Regions from separate parts of the Homo sapiens genome. Here region 2 is linked to region 1. A link is a contact called in ENCODE Hi-C or POLR2A ChIA-PET data. All regions are on one chromosome and are shown on one strand. Each heading gives the region's core, a stretch centred on a gene start or an enhancer-like site at or near the end of the contact. The rest is flanking DNA. Distances are from core to core; before and after follow the strand shown. Region 1 holds the start of GGTA1 (glycoprotein alpha-galactosyltransferase 1 (inactive)). Region 2 overlaps TTLL11 (tubulin tyrosine ligase like 11).

Region 1 (6,184 bases), core at 1,906-4,405:
GCCACTGCACTCCAGCCTGAGTGACAGAGCAAGGCTCCATCTCAAAAAAAAAAAAAAAAAAAAAAAAAAAGAGAGAGAGAATCGCTTGAATGAACCTAGGGGGCAGAGATTGCAGTGATTCAAGATCCCACCATTCCAGCTTGGGAGACAGAATGAGACTCTGTCTCAAACAAACAAAAAAAAGAGTTGTCAAATCAAACACGTAAGATTTGTAGGTTTTACAACTGGGCATGGTGGCTCACACCTGTAATCCTACCACTTTGGGAGGCGGAGGTGGGTGGATCACCTGAGGTCAGGAGTTCGAGACCAGCCTGGCCAACAGGGTGAAACCCTGTCTCTACTAAAAATTAAAAAATTAGCTGGGTATGGTGGTGCACGCCTGTAATCCTAGCTACTTGGGAGGCTGAGGTGGGAGGATTGCTTTAATCTGGGAGGTGGAGGTTGCAGTGAGTCAAGATAGCATCACTGCACTCCAGCCTGGGCAACAGAGGGAGACTGTCTCAAAAAAAAGAAAGAAAATAAGTTTTACATATCCAACCTAAAATAAAAGGAAAGTACAGGGCAAAGAGTACATTCATTTCAGATAAAATTATATTTATGAGTTTATACCTCTATTAATGTCCAGTCCCCTACTGAAAGCTGCCCCCTCCTTCGGTTGTTCTCCCCTCACCTCTGCCCCGTCTCCATGACATTTGTCCATTAGCCATTTTTTAGCCATCATGAGAGGTGATGTAATGGAAAAAGCACCAACCTTAGAGCCAGAACTGCATTCAAATCCTAGCTGCCATTTAGTTGCTGAGTGCCCATATGTTTCTTGGTCTCTCTCAGCCTTCCTTTCCTCAACTAGAAAATGGGTTAGCCTGAGGGGCTGCTCAGCCCACAGCCCCTCAGGCTCCAGTCTTAGAAGGCTGGACGAAGGCAGGGACGGGCGCAGAATGGGGACAGAGACTGAGTCCGTTCTGACATAGAAGTAGCAACAAGAACAAAAGCAGGGACACAGGCAGGTACCTAGTCTACTCAGTTGGGCCAGGGAACCTCATTATTTTTTACCTCAACCTGTGAGACCAACTCACATAAATGGTCCCACTAAAGGTCTGGAAGTGCTCAGAGGATGAGATTCACAGGCTTCTTCTCCCAGAAGGGCCAGAAGGCAGCCCTGTGGCCCTGGAGTTGGAGTGTAGGAGAGCTGGTGGTAAGAGCTGGGGAAATGGCTGCTCAGAGCCACCATGGCCAGACAAAGGCAGCTCCTAGCCTATGATTTAGGGGACAGGTCTCCTGGTAAGGTGTGGCCACTAGAGAAGTTTGCCCAAATCACGTTGCACACTTCTGGACCTCAGCTACTCCACCAAAAACTGGATCAGGTTGGATCTGAGCAATCTGACATCAAAAACGTTCTCAGGAGTTTCCCAATACATAGAGGAGATAAAGGAAGAACAGAACTGGTTCTGTCTGAAATAAGATAGGGAAGGGGCCAGAGCCCTGTCCTCTAGGTTCCCCTCCCCTACCATGGTGGCCCTTGAGGCAGGATGCCGGGCCTTACAGGACAGAGTTGAAACTTCTGGACTGGGCAATCCCTAGGGACTCGTTCAGCTCTGCCTTATTCAGTCATTGAGCACCTGTTACATGTAAATGAGATAACTTAGATCCACATGCTGCCCCCATCTGGTAGAGGAGGCAAAATTCACCCAGATGTAACTCCGAAAGAGGTAGAAAGTGCCTGATGTAGTCAAAGAAGCACAGAAATGCAGCAGAATAACCCTGTCCTCCACACCCCCCACTCCCAGAGCCCTCCTTCGCCATGCACTTGCATTTCCTTACTCAGAGACTGGAAGGAAGGTCTCCAGTAGTATCCTTATTTCACAATCGGGGAAACTGAGGCTCTGTCTGGGAAGGTGGTTCCTTACTGGCAGCAAGCGGCAGGCCAGGGCTGCACCCTACATCTCCTGCTTCCTCAGACACGCCTGTTTCCAGGTAAAGGAAGGAGGCAGCCCGGCCTGCTCAGGAGCCCGAAGGAGTGCAAAGGAAGAGCAAAGCCTCAAAACACCTGCCTCGGGTCTCGGTTCCTTCCTGCCGGAGGAGCGGCTCTCACACCCTCCGCGCCTCCCAGTCCCTCCCGGCCGCCACAGCGGGAAGATCGAGGAATCTCAAATCCCTCTGCTTCTCTGGCTCTTTGCGCGCTGACATTTTTTTCTTCTTCTTTTTACTGTTTTTTTTTTTTTTACTTTCTTCAAGAGTTTGTGCAATCATTGTGTTTAGCCGTTTTCCTGCCATTTCCAAACGCGGGGTGGTGTCCTTTTCGAGTAGGAGCAAGGTTTGAAGAGTTGGAGGAAACTCCCGCCTCCCATCGCCCCAGTGCTGCAGGCACCCCGGATGCCAAAGTTAGTGTCGGAAACTTTCCCCATGCTGGGCGTCTGACTGAGTCCTCGGCTCTCCGAAGCTCTCTGACATCTCCCTCTCTATTCCCTTCCTCCTTGGGGTTCCTGCGACCCTCACTTTATCCCCCCACTCCCAGATTCCCCTTCCCAGAGGCGCGCCCTTCCTATCTTGTCCTGGGCAAGAGCCATTCCTCTGTCCTGCCCCACAGGCAAGGACAGACCCCTCACTCACTGCGACTTACTTGGTCGCATCCTGTGTCCCCTGCGTCTCCCCTCTCTTCCCCCACCCCAACCCCGCGGACCCGTGGGGGAACCTCAGCTTGCAGCTCTTCAGGCTCCAGTCTTGGAAGGCTGGACAGAGGGAGGGACGGCCACAGGATGGGGACAGAGGGACAGAAACTGGGTCCGATTTGGCACCGAGGTAGCGACAAGAACAAAAGCAGGGACACAGGCAGGGCAGACACCGGGCAGCGCCGGAGCAGCGGCCCGCCTCCACTCCCTCACCACCCTCTCCCAAGCGCGGAGCCCCCCGTCCGTGTCCTGCTCGTGGCCTCCGGGGACCTGGGCGGCTCCCCGCGGGACCCACCTGATCCGCAGAACCAGGGCGCCGAGGGCCGGCGCGCGGTGAGCTGGGCTGAGCAGGACCGCGCCCAGCTCCCGGCCCCGGCGAAGCCCTACGCGCTCTGATCAGCCACCGCGCCGCCTCCGCCCGAGCGGAGGCGCGTCCTCCCGCCCGTGGGCCGGCCGGCCGGGCTTCTGCTCTGGGCAGAGCGCAGCGGGTAGGGGCGCGAGGAGCCGGCGAGCGCTGACAGCGGGCTGCGCCAAGCCGGTCCCCGCCCCGGACACAGACAGCTGGAAGGCCGGCGAGCGAGTGCGTGAGTGAGAGTGTGTGTGTGCCGGGGAGGCGGATAAAATCCCCGGTGAGAGTGGCTGGGCCTCTTTTGCCTTCTCGGGCCTGCACGTGGTGGTGGTGGTGTAGGTGATAGAGCAGGAACCCCGGGCGTTGGAGGATGGGGTGGGGTCTGTGCTGTGCTGCTGGGAGGGGCTGCGCTGCGCTGGCGCACGGCCAAACTCTGGGAAACTCAGAGCCTTGGAGATCTGATCCACCGTTTGTTTCCCGAGGAAGGAAGAGCGCGAATGTAGACAGCGGCAGGCCGGGGCTGGAGTCGCTCTTGCGAGAGTCCTGAGCTCTGGAAGTGAGGGCTGGGCGTTGGGCACCTGGTTCAGGGTCTGCCCGCGTTTGCGCACTGACTTCATGATCTGTGAGCCCAGAGTGTCTCAAACGGGGCTCTAAGGCAGCCCCTAGGCTGTGGAATAACTCTTTAGTAGAATTATGTAGAAAGGAATCCAAACATTCGATTTCAGAGTGTGCGCTTCTGTGCCCAGTGTGGCAGCAATTCACTCAGAGAGTTGCTGTGGCCACAACTGGCTGCCCTCAGTTCTCTTGTCTTATACTGATAGCGACAAGGTCTTCTCACTCCCGCTCATATCAATCTACTTTACAGGTGGAAAAGTCAGAACTTCATTTTGCCATTTGCCGTTGAACGTCATTTTCATAGACTAAGAAATTCGCTTCTTAAATAATTCGGCCGGGCGCGGTGGCTCACGCCTGTAATCCCAGCACTTTGGGAGGCCGAGGTGGGCGGATTGCTTGAGCTCAGGATTTCCAGACCAGCTTGGGCAACGTGGCGAAACCCCGTCTCTACAGAATATAGAAAAATTCCCCAGGCCTGGTGGCGTGCACCTGTAATCCCAGCTACTCGGGAGGCTGGAGACTGAGAAAGAAAAGAAAAAATAAAAAATAAATACAAATAAAAATCAAACTGCCAGGCCAGGCGAGGTGGTTCTAGCTTGTAATCCCAGCAGTTTGGGAGGCCAAGATGGGTGGATTACCTGAGGTCGGGAGTTCGAGAGTAGCCTGGCCAACATGGTAAAACCCTGTCTCTACTAAAAATACAAAAAATTAGCTGGGCATGGTGGCACACGCCTATAATCCCAGCTACTTGGGAGCCTGAGGCAGGAGAATCACTTGAACCCAGGAGGTGGAGGTTGAAGTGAGCCGAGATTGCGCCACTGCACTGCAGCCTGGGTGACAGAGCGAAACTCAGTCTTAAATGAATAGACAAACAAACAAACAAAAAAATCAAACTGCCATGAAAACTACTTTACCCAAAATTTTAGTTCACAGCCTTCATTGGATTATCTATTGGGGCAAACAAAGTAAAACCAGCGAGCTTGTATTGCTATCTCATGGCTACAGTTCCAAGCTATTGGATCTTTGTTTGTGTCGGTATATACATGTCTAGATGTGTTTATTTGTAGGTACACTTACTGTTATATCTTGTGCCTACCAAATTGGCATATAAATAAAAGAGTGCTCATAAATTAACTAAATAAGTCTAAGCAATTTTCAAGTTCATATGACTTAAGTATAACTTTAATAAACAGGCTGGTTTTAAAATTATTGGTAAAATAGAAATGCTTTCAGAATTGTCAGCATACATTTTTGTCTGGACTTTATATTTGTCTCTGCTAAATACTTTGAGGTGTCAGAGTTTGGCATAGAAGGTTATAAAACTATAAACCCAGCCAAAACAAAATGATCTTGGTTTGCGTGCTTTTTTTTTTTTTTTGACAAATGAGAGTTAATTTAATACTATTAGCTAAATCTTCTGAGTTGTTGGCAAAAATAGCTATGTATTTAACTTTGATATCCTTCCTTATGTTTAGGTGAGCACCTGATGCTCACTGGCTATTAAAAACATGGTTAGGCCGGGCACAGTGGCTCACGCCTGTAATCCCAGCACTTTGGGAAGCCGAGGTGGGCGGATCACTTGAAGTCAGGAGTTCAAGACCAGCCTGACCTCCACCTACTGGGTTCAAGGGATTCTCCTGCCTCAGCCTCCTGAGTAGCTGGGACTACAGGCACATGCCACCATGCCCAGTTAATTCTTTTATTTTTAGTAGAGACAGGGTTTCACCGTGTTAGCCAGGATGGTCTCAATCTCCTGACCTCGTGATCTGCCTGCCTCAGCCTCCCAAAGTGCTGGGATTACAGGCATGAGCCACTGGAATATTCTTAATTCATGGCAATGTGTTTGTTTGCATACAGTCGAGCAGCATCATTTGGGCCGCTCAAGGAGAAAGAACCCAGAAACCTAACATGCCAACAATAGGGTAAGAATTTCTTTCTTTTTTTTTTTTTTTTGAGATGGAGTCTCGCCCTGTCACCCAGGCTGGAGTGCAATGGTGTGATCTCGGCTCACTGCAACCTCTGCCGCCTAGGTTCAAGTGATTCTCCTGCCTCAGCCTCCGGAGTAGCTGAGATTACAGGTACCTGCCACCACACCCGGCTACTTTTTGTAGTTTTTAGTAGAGGTGGGTTTCACCATCTTGGCCAGGCTGGTCTTGAACTCCTGACCTCGTGATCCACCCACCTCGGCCTCCCAAAGTGCTGGGATTACAAGTGTGAGCCACCGCGCTGGCCTAGGGTAAGAATTTCCTACCAGTTGGACTTCTGGCCCCTCTCTCTCTCTCTGCAAACTGGTTGAATGACTTATAAAAGATTATAATAATTCATGACAATGCAAATTTTTGTAAACCTTTTACATGTTTGGTAGCCTTCCCAGGATCACATTTCAGTTCTGAGGTTGTCTTTTTTTTTTTTTTTCCTTTGGGACAGAGTCTCGCTCTATGGCCCAGGCTGGAGTGCAGTGGCATGATCTTGGCTCACTGCAACCTCCGCCTTTCATTTTCATTACATCTCTGCTTTTGTTGCTTCATTTTTTCCTTGCTTTGTTTCTGCATTT
Region 2 (6,184 bases), core at 1,257-3,756, 340 kb after region 1:
GAGGCCAGGAATCTGAGTTAAGGGGCCTGGGATCTCCATGGTCTCTACCCCTGTGCACTGTGTGGCTTTGAACTGGTCACTTTCCCTCAGAGGGCCTCACTTGCTTCCCCTCTGTAAAGTGAGGGGCTGGACGGAGTGATCTCCGAGGATTCCACAAGTATTGGAAGTGATGTAGACTTCTGAATATTTTAAGAAGTGGAATGTCCATGTTTACTGAGGACATTCTGCCCACCAGGATTCCCACTCGGCATTACCATGTCCTACTGCCACCCTAAGAGACTGGGCTGCCAATACTCACATTGTTAGAGAAAGTGCTGAGCTCAGGGAGACCCAAGCACCTGCCCAAGGTCACACTCCACCTGCCCAAGGTCACACTACTGGAGAGTGGTAAGTGGTGGTGCTGCTCCCTACCAGTTCTCCCCCAACCCAGATGGAAATCTCAAGGAAAAAAGCCTTGCTTCTGCCACCACCCACCCCACCAGCTCAGGAACAGAAGTTGCACATGTGCAGTCATTGTATTAAGCATTACGGCAACAAGAAGTCACTATCACCTTTGTCCTTGGCCGGATGGAGAAATTAATTAAGTGTCACGACTGGACCATAAATAGAACTTGCAGAAAAATCATTACCCCCAGAAGCCAGCAGCACCAAAATAACAAACATAATCAAAGGTGAAAGCAACTCTTCTATCATTTCATTAATCACAGGTCATACTGCTGGCCACAGCAGAGTGGCCCAGAGGTCTCAGTCCAGTCCCATCCAACGTCACCCCTGATTCCATCATGACACGAACACAAGTTCCTGAGTCACCATCTGGGAAGACAGGGCCACAGTTCTAGTCACTGCTTCCTGCAACTGCTTCATGCTGTTGTGGACATTTCTCGAGAGATTAATGGCTCCTATAGAACCTTTGGAGGCTCAGGACTCATTCCTCAGCAAGTGGTCAAAATCTCTGGCTTAAAAAGGACTTCAGAGATAACACAATCTAGGCCCTTGCAGGGTAACAACAACACCCAGAATGACAAGAGGGATTACTAAGAGTGGTCTGTATACAACACGTGCTTAATATGTGTCAGGCACTGTGGTGAGTACTTTATGGGCACCTTTTGTTTAATCCTCAGAACAAAATCTGGATGGTAGATGCTTTTATGGCCCCTGATTGTCTGTGGTTGTTTGCCTTTGTTTAGTGATATGGCAAAGCTTTGCATTTGTCTTGGGCTCTGTGTGTTAGTTGGGTGTGGGCAGACCTAGCCATTCACTCAGAGTCCTCCAGGCTGGGGCTGGTAGTGGGGATAAAAAACCAGGGCAGATAAAGCATGATTTCTGGTCCTGTCGCTGTGGCTTTCTGTAGTTGCCCTGTGAGATTCTGAAGGGCATGGGTTGCCCTTCCTGACATTGCTAACAACAGCCATCCAGCCCCCCAACTTGGTTGCTTCCAGTGATGGGGAGCTCACCACTGCCCCAGGAGGTCCCTTCTCACTGCCATGTGCTCTCTGCTCTCTGCCTGGGAGCTGAAATGTGCAAAACCTCCCCCGACACCCCAGTTTAACACAGAGTAAATCAACCTCTTCTTCCATCACCACAGCCTTTCTCTACGAGGATCTGAGGATTCAGAAGGCAGTAACCATGACCACTCAGTTCTGCCAGCCCTGGCTGACTCCTCAATGTGCAGATTCACAGATGGGCAAGCCTCCTCTGATGCAGGGCAGGGAGAAGCAGGGAGAGGGTAGGATGACCCAACGTGAGATGGGGGTGTTAGAACACAAAGGAAGAAGCAAGTCATTGCCTGGAAGAGGCAGGATAGGTTACAGGGTGCCTGTGGTGCACATGGTGAGAAAATTCAGACAGAGGCAATGCACAGGTAGTGGAAAGTGAAGGTCCTGTTTCCCTCCTCTGCCTTGCGACCTCCAATTCCTGTGAGCTGGAAGTGAATGCTGTTTGCAATTTCTGGCATATACGCATAAAAATGAAATATGTGCACTGCTGTGTGCATCAATATCTGTATCCATATAATTTTGCACACAAATAGGATCACCTTATAGCTACCGTACTGCACTTACACAATTTTAACCATGCCTTGACGCTTCTCCGTGTCAGCATATATAGATCTACCCTGTTGTTTATAGACTGTATAGAATTCCATAGTATAGATGTACCATGAGTTTCTAAAATCCTTCCCCTACTAATGGACACTTAGGATGCTTTTCTCCTGTTTTCTTCTTTTTTTGATATTGTGAATAATGGTGCAATGAACATCTTTGTGTATATATCAGTACATACTTGAATGAGCAATCATCTCTTTCCAGTGGAACTTATGGGTCAAGTATTATTTTTACTAGTATGTTTTGATAGCTCTTGCCAAATTAACTTGGGGTTGGGATCTTCAAGGATCAGCACTGAGGAGGAAGATCTTTCTGAGGAGAGGAACTAGTAGTACAAAATCTTGGTGCTTTGAAAGGGCTTTTTCAGGGTGTTAGGGAACAGAGCTGGTGCTGTGGGCGGTCTGGCAGGTGGGCCTGGAGCGGGTGGGGGTGAGGGATGAGGGGAGGAAAGGGAGTTTGTCTACAGTCGGTCCTGATTAATGCTCCCAGCTTGTCAGTTTCTCCCCTGCTCCTGAATGCCACCATCTGCCATCAACCAGCCCTGGGATCTTGTGTGGTTGAAAAGCCTGCCTTCCTGTCACTATCCTCTCTCTCTCTGTTCCCTTCTCAGCCAGACTGCCCTTCCCTCCTGGGGTGGCACTGCCTCCACAGCCTCCCTTCCAGCTCAAGAGAGGATGTCCACTCCCTGTCTCTCCTCCCAAAGGGCTCACGCCAAACGCCTGGGTACCTTCCACTCCCATGTCAGCTCTGAGCTCCTCTTGGCTCTCTCCCCACAGCATGTGACCACGTGGAAGCCTCCCTCCTGGAGACACGGTCTTCCCACGTCTGTTTCATCTCGCTCTCCTGCTTCTTGCTCTCTCTCTCTTGCTGGCTTCTGTCTGCTTTTCCTTGCTGTGGGCCCCACAGGGCTCTCTCTCTCGCTCTCTCTTCCTGTCATTCATTCCCCAGGTTGAAATACCTTCAATGAATCCATGCCCTCCAAATCATTGTCTCCAGGCCAGCCTGCTTTTTTGCCACTGGGATATCGCATTAGCCTGTTAAAAATGAATCTCTTGGTCTTCCCTTCCCAATTCTGTTTTTCCTTGAGTCTCGCCCATTTTAATAAATGGTCTCTCCACCCACCTAGTTGTTCAAGCCAGAAGCCTGAGGTCATTTTTGAGACTTCTCTTACCTCCTCTCAACACCTCCACATCCCTAGGACCATAAACCTCTGCTCTCCTGCCCTCCCCCACCTGAGCAGCTGTCGTCCCTTGAAGCCCCCACAGCCTCCTCGCTGGTCTCCCTGTTTCCACTATTGCCCCTTTCAATACAGCATCCAGAATGACCTTTTAGAAACACAAATCAGGGCTGGGCATAGTGGCTCATGCCTGTAATCCCAGCACTTTGGGAGGCCGAGGTGGGCGGATCACCTGAGGTCAGAAGCTCAAGACCAGCCTGGCCAACATGGTGAAACCCTGTCTCTACCAAAAATACAAAAATTAGCAGGGCGTTGTGGCATGTGCCTGTAGTCCCAGCTACTCAGGAGGCTGAAGCACAAGAATCGCTTGAACCCAGGAGGCGGAGGTTGCAGTGAGCTGAGATTGTGCCACTGCACTCCAGACTGGGTGACAGAGTAAGATTCTGTCAAGAAAGAAAGAAAAGAAAGAAAGAAAGAGAGAAAGAAAGAGAGAAAGCAAGCAAGCAAGCAAGAAAGCAAGCAAGCAAGCAAGCAAGCAAGCAAGCAAGCAAGCAAGCAAAGATAGATCAAACCACGCACTCCCCCACTTTAAACTCTTCAACAACAACATTTCTTGCCCTGCCCACCTTTCTTGCCCTGCTCTGAGGGATCGAGCCCCGCCTCTCCAGCTGCCGCTGTAACCCACGCCCCTGCTCCCGTCACCCTGCGGGCCTTCATTTCGCAGAACCTGCTCCCCGCATTCCCACCTTGGGGCCGGTCCCTGGCCTCTGCTCAGAACACCCTGAGTCCCACCTGGCGAAGCTTCCATCTCAGCATTACCTTCACTGACACATCTCTTTGATCCACCTCTTAATATAAATGAGGTCCTCTCTGTCCTCCTCATTAAAACTTATTTCACAGAACGCATCACAACGTCTAATTACATGCAATTTCTGCGTTTCCATGTTTAATGTCTGCCTCGGCCACCGGATGTCAGCAGTGCTAGGGCTTGGGTGTTCTGTTCATCCCTGCACGTCCCCATCACCCCCAGTGCCTGGCGTGTAGGGGCGGCTCATTGAACATTAGGTGATCCACTTAGGGTAGAAAAAATCCAGGCTTGATATCAGACATGCCTAAGTTCAAATCCAGGGTTGGCCTCTTACACATTGCGGGGTGATCTTCGCTTACTCACTGCCCAGCTGGGAGCCTCAGTTTCTTTCTACCCTGCCCGGCTCTGGGGGGCTCAGTGATAGAAAACAGACATAAGGGGCTGGGCCTGTGTCTGGCACATGGAAGACACACTGGAAACATGGCCTTCTTTCTTGATTGTCTTTAAGTCATGAGAGGGGCCAAGCCTGGCAGAATAAAGAGTATTCTCATGGAGGGCTGCGGCTCAGAATTCCCATTCTATCCAAAGATGGGCAAATTGGAAGACGGGCAAATTGGCCCTAACTCAGCCACCAACAGCAACCCTCTTCCCCATCCCCCCGACTGTCCAGCAGTTAACTGGCGGGGCCTTCTAGAATCTCCAGAAGACCTCAGCCTCAGCCTTCTCAGCCTTGGGCAGGGCAGAGCAGTGCCCACTCACCAAGTGGACTGAGCCCTATCCTCAAGGTGAGACCCCTCTGAGGAGCTCTTCAAAGCTGGCCTGCCATTTGGAGCGGTGACAGGAGGCAGATCAGTGTCAAAAATAAGACAGAGCAGTGGGTTTCAACTTGACTCACATTAAGAATGTCACGTTAGAGCACAAATGAGAGAGAAGAGAAATGCTCTTTTATGCGGGAGTTTATTTTTGTCACTTTGTCAGAGAGAAACTGCAGCCTGGAGGGCACTGGAGCTGCATCGAATCACCCAAAACATTAACATGCAAATTGCCTTCTTTACAGAAGGTAATTTTATTAGTGCACGAAAATGTTTCTTTCACTGTATTCATGCCTAGGAGCAGTGCTATCTGGGGGCCAGTTAGGGCAACCGCAAGAGAAGAATTAGGGACAGTCCTGAACTCGGTTAAGATCTATTACCTCCCCAACTTGGGACCACCACGTATCCTCGGATGCATGGAACACAGTGCGCTGCGATGTGACAGCTGGCTACCGATGGATGCACAGGCTGGAGGGGGCAAGTGACTTGTTCAAGATCATACAGCTTCTTTTTTCTTTTCTGAGACAGGGTCTCGCTTTGTCACTCAGGCTGGAGGGAGTATAGTGGCTTGATGTTGGCTCACTGCAACCTCTACCTACCAGGTTCAAGCGATTCTCCTGCCTCAGCCTTCCAGGTAGCTGGGATTATATGCAATTGCCACCATGCTTGGCTACTTTTTGTATTTTTAGTAGAGATGGGGTTTCACCATGTTGCCCAGGTTGGTCTTGAACTCCTGACCTTAAGTGATCTGCCTGCCTCAGCCTCCCAAAGTGCTGGGATTACAGGCATGAGCCACCATGCCCAGCTGATCATACAGTTTCAATGAGGAGGCAGAGTTGAGGCCACGTGGCCTGTGTCCAGACACCAGGTGACCAATAGGGAACCATGAGGTCCTGGAAGTTGTCACTCTGAGAGTAAGGAGCCTAGTGAGACCCCATCTACCTATTTGTTCACTCACTTGCTTGATTATTCAATAAGCTTTCCCTGTGCTAGGCCCTGGGCCCCAAACATGAATCAGGCACTGGCACGAGGCACTTGGCCTCCACTGGGAGCAGGTGGAAAGGGGATAAGACACCTACAAATACTTCTGATCCAGCGAGCTATGACGGCTGGGGAGGTGTGCCTGGAATCAACAGAGCAAGGAGAGAGCATGGCTGTTTGGCAGGGAGGGCAGGGAGAAGGGTCTGGAAGCTTCACAGACAACCGTCTCACCCATGGGCCTTGTGCAGGCAATCAAGGCAGGGAGGGATGTTACAGGAAGGAGACACCATGAGCAGAGGCCCCA

Evidence for each region. A loop is a pair of places that touch in the nucleus more often than their neighbours do. ChIA-PET counts read pairs that join two places held with the same protein, here RNA polymerase II (POLR2A).
Region 2: a map of left ventricle myocardium superior shows a loop between it and region 1 (4-fold over the local background). The contact joins the enhancer-like site here to the promoter of GGTA1 in region 1. A Hi-C loop is called at or near these places in 1 of 168 maps with a recorded cell type or tissue (left ventricle myocardium superior). POLR2A ChIA-PET finds 5 or more read pairs at or near these places in 1 of 52 experiments (IMR-90).

The regions. Positions count from the first base shown.
Region 1 is chr9:121,496,689-121,502,872 of GRCh38, forward strand. It overlaps GGTA1 (glycoprotein alpha-galactosyltransferase 1 (inactive)), which reads right to left and starts at 3,156. Exons shown (of 6, transcript NM_001382585.1): 1 at 2,962-3,156. RefSeq lists silencers at 1,462-1,756, 3,106-3,205.
Region 2 is chr9:121,834,990-121,841,173 of GRCh38, forward strand. The region is part of intron 8 of TTLL11 (tubulin tyrosine ligase like 11); the gene reads right to left. Among named protein-coding and RNA genes, the nearest start is that of DAB2IP, 190 kb to the left of the region's middle. Within about 2 kb of position 2,507, at least 2 of the 41 ENCODE cell types and tissues checked have a DNase peak (open chromatin) inside an H3K27ac peak, as active enhancers do.